Regions from separate parts of the Homo sapiens genome. Here region 2 is linked to region 1. A link is a contact called in ENCODE Hi-C data. All regions are on one chromosome and are shown on one strand. Each heading gives the region's core, a stretch centred on a gene start or an enhancer-like site at or near the end of the contact. The rest is flanking DNA. Distances are from core to core; before and after follow the strand shown. Region 1 has its middle 13 kb from the start of TRA2A. Region 2 holds the start of NPY (neuropeptide Y).

The links. A loop is a pair of places that touch in the nucleus more often than their neighbours do. Pooled maps may share reads with other maps.
Region 2: a loop to region 1 is called in a pooled map, with 4 times the contacts of the local background. The contact joins the promoter of NPY here to the enhancer-like site in region 1. A Hi-C loop is called at or near these places in 2 of 37 single-sample maps with no recorded cell type and 8 of 50 pooled maps.

Annotation. Positions count from the first base shown.
Region 1 is chr7:23,543,698-23,546,397 of GRCh38, reverse strand. No RefSeq gene overlaps it. Among named protein-coding and RNA genes, the nearest start is that of TRA2A, 13 kb to the right of the region's middle. RefSeq lists an enhancer at 1,384-1,433. Within about 2 kb of position 1,382, at least 3 of the 41 ENCODE cell types and tissues checked have a DNase peak (open chromatin) inside an H3K27ac peak, as active enhancers do.
Region 2 is chr7:24,282,852-24,285,551 of GRCh38, reverse strand. NPY (neuropeptide Y) reads right to left here and starts at 1,362. Exons shown (of 4, transcript NM_000905.4): 1 at 1,277-1,362; 2 at 124-311. The coding sequence starts at 311. All of the region lies in intron 2 of LOC107986777 (a long non-coding RNA gene), which reads left to right.

The DNA of each region.
Region 1 (2,700 bases), core at 133-2,632:
GTAGGGCAGAACAGTAAAAATGAATGAACCAGCCAACACCTTGGCTCATACCTGTAGTCCTAGCACTTTGAGAGGCCAAGGCGGGCGGATCACCTGAGGTCAGGAGTTCCAGACCAGCCTGGCCAACATGGCGAAACTGCTTCTCTACTAAAAATACAAAAATTAGCCAGGCATGGTGGTGCAGGCCTATAGTCCCAGCCACTCAGGAGGCTGAGGTGGGAAGATCACTTGAATCTGGGAGGCAGAGGCTGCAATGAACTGAGATCATGCCACTGCACTCCAGCCTGGGCAACAGAGTGAGACTCTGTCTCAAAAACAAAACAAAACAAAACAAAAAAACAGTAATCCAGAGTTACACATATCAACATGAATGCATCTCATAACCTAAATGCTGTGGAGGGAAAGTTATATCAGAAAACATACTATAGTAAACCAGGTATATAAAATGTTTAAATGTGCAAAGCAACATTTTATATATGTGTACATATATACATACATATATATACATACACACACATACATAGATTGCTTAAGGTATATCCCATGAATACACAAGAGTTAAATGTTTAACAACTAGCTTTCTGAAAGAAAGAGGAAAAGAACACTAATTTGTAGATTTGTTGATTTTCATAGTATAAATACTATGCAGTTGATTGATGGATTGGTTGTCCTAATGACATCATCAGACATTATCACTCACTACCTAATGAGATCAAAAATTTGTTGAAATAAACCTACTATAGGGAGTGGGCTAAAATGATAGGATGTAGTGCTCAGAAAGTGGAATTCAGATGATGGCAATTATGGCAATGTAGGTGAGGAAGTGACTGTGGTGGAGAGTCGTACTCCCTGCAGGAGTGGAATACAAGGAACTGAGAGTCCAAGATGTTGGAAGGATCATCTGTGTGGATGATGAAGTCACCAAGGTTTAAGATGGTTTTAGTGTTGGAGAGAATGACAATGAAAGGAGTGAAAATCTGTAGATGACTGCAGTAAGGAGAGGTAGTGGGTGATAATGTCTGATGATGTAAAATTCAAAGTTAAGCTGGGCTTTTTTAAGGATTTGGGGAGGGAGAATTGTTTGCAAGCAGCAATAAGAAAGGAAAAAGACTCCCACTCCGCCTCCAAACCCAGTGGTATGAGAAAACACAGATGATCTGAGAGGGCTAAAGAGGAAGTAGTGCCTACAGAAAAGAGTCAGGGTTTCTCAATTTGGCCATTGCCATCTGGGTCTGATAATCCTTTGCTGTGAGGGGCCATCCTGTACATTGTCCTTGTAAGGTGTTTAACAGCATCCCTGGCCTCTACCCACTAGATGTCAGTAGCACCATCTCCAGTTGTGACAGCTAAAAATACCTCCAAACGTTGCCAAATGTCCTCTGGGGAGGTAGGAAAAATTGCTTCCAGGTGAGAATCTCTGAGCTACAGCAAGGTGAATGAACTATTTAAAGAGGAGATAGAGGACACCAGGGGGGTTTGCTGATGATTAACCACGAGTCTCAGTAAAGTGGAAAAGTTGAGAATAAATTAAGCAGAGAGGTCTTTTCTACACTCCCCAGATGGTATCATTTTGGCGACTGACAGACCAAAGTCAGTCCTACCAAGGTGTTTAAAGATACTGTGAATTTTCTCTCTGCTCTGCAAGGGTACCTCTGCTCCTGAAGTTGCTTTTTTTTTCTTTCCTTTTTTTAGATTCCACATATAAGTAGTGAGATCATGCAGTACTTTTCTTTATGTATCTGGCTTATTTCACTTAATATAGTGCCCTCTAGTTTCATCTGTGTTGTGGCAAATGGCAGGATCTCCTTTTCTATAGCTGAATAGTATTCCACTGTGTGTGTGTGTGTGTGTGTGTGTGTGTGTGTGTGTCTATCTCACAGTTTCAGTTTCTTTATCCATTCATCTATTGATGGACACCTAGGTGGTTTCCAAATCTTGGCTTTTTTTTTTTTTTGAGATGGAGTTTTTTATTGTCACTCAGGCTGGAGTGCAATGGCACTATCTCAGTTCACTGCAACCTCCACCTCCCAGGTTCAACCAATTCTCCTGCCTCAGCCTCCTGAGTAGCTGGGATTACAGGCGCCCACCACCACACCTGGCTGTTTTTTTTTTTTTTTTTTATATTTTTAATAGAGACAGGGTTTCACCATGTTGTCCAGGCTGGTCTCGAACTCCTGATCTCAGGTGATCCACCCGCCTTAACCTCCCAAAGTGCTGGAATTACAGGCGTGAGCCACCACACCGGGCCTGGCTATTGTTAATAGTACTGCAGTGAACATGGCAATGAACATGGGAATGCAGATATCTTTACTAGGTGGTGATTTCATTTCCTTTGGCTATGTATACCCAGCAAAGGGATTGCTGGGCTATCTGGTAATTCTATTTTTAATTTCTTTAGAAGTTTCCATACTGGCTGGGTGCAGTGGCTCATGCCTGTAATCCCAGCACTTTGGGAGGCCAAGGCAGGCGGATCACCTGAGGTCAGGAGGTCAAAACCAGTCTGGCCAACATGGTGAAATCCTGTCTCTACTAAAAAACACAAAAATTAGCAGGGCGTGGTGGCAGGTGCCTGTAATCCCAGCTACTCCGGAGGCTGAGGCAGGAGAATCGCTTGAACCCAGGAGGCGGAGGTTGCAGTGAGCTGAGAGTGCACCACTGCACTCCAGCCTGGGCAACTGAGTAAGACCCAAAAGGCCATGC
Region 2 (2,700 bases), core at 113-2,612, 740 kb before region 1:
CTGATACTGTCCTGCCCTGGGATAGAGCGAAGGAAAAGAAACAATCCCTTTCCCTAACATCCCCAGGATCTCCTGGTGTGCAGGCACTGGCGCTCCCGGAATCGGTCCCGCGGTCCCACCCACCTCTGCCTGGTGATGAGGTTGATGTAGTGTCGCAGCGCCGAGTAGTATCTGGCCATGTCCTCCGCTGGTGCGTCCTCGCCCGGGTTGTCCGGCTTGGAGGGGTACGCCTCGGCCAGCGCACCCAGGCACACGAGCAGGGACAGGGCGAGGGTCAGTCCGGACAGCCCCAGTCGCTTGTTACCTAGCATCTGCAGGCACAGAAGGCTCAACGGACGGGCTTGGGGATTCAGAGCACCCACGCGCAGCACCTCCCTCCTCTGCCCCCCGCGCTCCTCCTCCTGCTACCACACGCGACCCCCAATCCGCTCTCGTCCCAGTCCCGCAGAGAGAACCCAGGAGTGGCTAGCACCACCTTGCGGGCTCCGGGCGCCGTCCGGTCGGGACCTGCCCCTCTGCTCCACCTGAAAACTTCGCGCAACTTCGTTCGAAGTCTCAGGGACCAAGAAGCGCGCGGCGAGAGTGCAAGGTGGGGGCCCCGCCAGTTTAGCATTCAAAACCGAATTGGAAGTTCTTCCTGCTGGGTCACTTTTCTCCCTTCTTGCCCAAACTCTTGTCTGGGAAGAAAAGTTTCTTCTCTGTTACTTCTGGTCTGCCTAGCTTCAGGGGATCAACGCTGACAGCAGAGATCACCTCGGGGTGACGACTGCGGTGGGGAAGGGGAAAGAGAATTGCTCCCTGGGCCAGAATTGCTCCAAAGAGATTTGGAGCCCAAGAATCCAGGGAGGTGGCAGGGCGCGGGGCTCTAGAGCTCCAGGGATTCCTCACTCGATGGCGCTGCCGGGGAAACCTTCCTACCGCGCACCGCTTCCTGGGCCTCAAGGCGGCGACCCGCAGGGAGACCGCCAGCTGCCTTGGGATAGCGGTCCCGGGTTCTCCCTCCATATCTGCTAAAAGGTAACTCAGAAGAACCGCCCAGCGGGAAGGGCCCGGGAGAAGGGCCGTGGACAATCAGAGGGGAGCAGAGGAACAAGTGGAATTTAGCCGCCAAGAGGGCTGGTCCGCGTCGGGGCGCGGAGCCGGCATAGTCCGCTGGGGAGTGGAGCGCGATCATCCCAGGGCCCCAGGGCTCCACAGAGCGGGAGGCTGCGTCTCTAGCAAGTTCGCGGGCGCCCCGTTCGCTCCCACCCCTAGACAGACGGGTCGTAGCACTCACGGTGGCTGGCGCGCGGGCGTGGCTGGGCGGCAAGTACTATGCTGTCGGGCGAGCGTCTCCGAGGGGTGAGAGCCAGCGGATGGGGTGCAGAGAGCGGGTCGCGACAGGGCTTTTATGGAGCTTCCTCGCCGCGGCAGGAGGGGCCTCGGGCAGTCACGCTTGGGTGACTCCCACCCGCCACTTCCCGCCCCTGAGTGGCGGGGGGAGGGGGCTGGAACCGCAGCCGCACGAGTGTCGACTTAGGGAGCCACCCACACCCCAACCCTCCCGCCCCAGGCACTGCCTGAAGAAGCGGGGCCTGGGACCGCGTGAGCGAGGCAGCGCACTCCGAGCGCGCTGGACAACACCAAAGCCCAAGTATCTGCCCTCGGGCAGTGCCCGATCCCTGCTTTCCTTCTTTCCTTCTTTCCTTCACGCCCCGTCTAGTCCTGCCAGAGATAGGAGCAGCCCAGACGATTCTTGTCTCCTGCCAACAGGACTACCAACCCACTGGGTGCCGGAGTAGGAAGCACCTGAATCCTCTTTGTGGTGGGGCATCTCCACGACTAGCGCGGCATCCTCGCCGGGCACAACTGCGCGCTGTTGGAGTGAGGCAACTGGGCGCACAGATTTTTCCTGTACTTAGAACAAGTCGGAGGCAGCTGCCGGAAGTCTCCGGCTAGAGGGTCCCAAAGCTGCGCTCCCCACCCCACCCCCGCCCGTGGTTTCAGGGGCTTCTGCCCCTTCTCTCAGCTGGTTTTTCTAGATCAGCCTTCCTCAAGTACTCGCTCAGACGCAGCGAGCCAGGCTCGGTCGAGACATGAGTGTGGCGACTCAAAATTCCCCAGAGGGGGAACACGGTAAACCTATTCCCCCAGTTTGCTGAAAAAGAGCCACGCTTCCAGCTTCTAGAGACTCTTTTAAGCTCAATTTTAAAAATATATATTTTTTCTTTTTTGGTCCAAAGTGACGGTGGTTAAATGAACAACAGTTTCTGTCTTATTTACTAACCCTTGTATAGTCCTATGTACGTTCAATTAACGTTGAGAATGTGGGTTCTGATTAAGATGAAACATGTTAAAAACGATGAACATTAATTTGCTCATCGCGTTAAACCTGTTGAATGAATATGCAAGATACAGAAACTATTATTACAGGATCAAGATTTTATGCAGTGGACTGAGATCTGAAAGTTCCGTGAATGAATGCTCCTGTATCTTTCTAAATAAAATGGCATTTTATTTCTAAATGAAATATAAGTCTGAATCTTTCTAAATAAAAAGGCATGTTGGGAAATTAAAGCATTAAGTTCCATGTTATTTTAATGCTAAAAGGACAAGTGATTCTGTTAAACTGACACTTAGTTTTTGTGCTGTTCCAACAGCATTGAATTAAATATCAAAAACCGTGAAGCAAACAATCCTTTGCATGTATGTGTTTGTGTG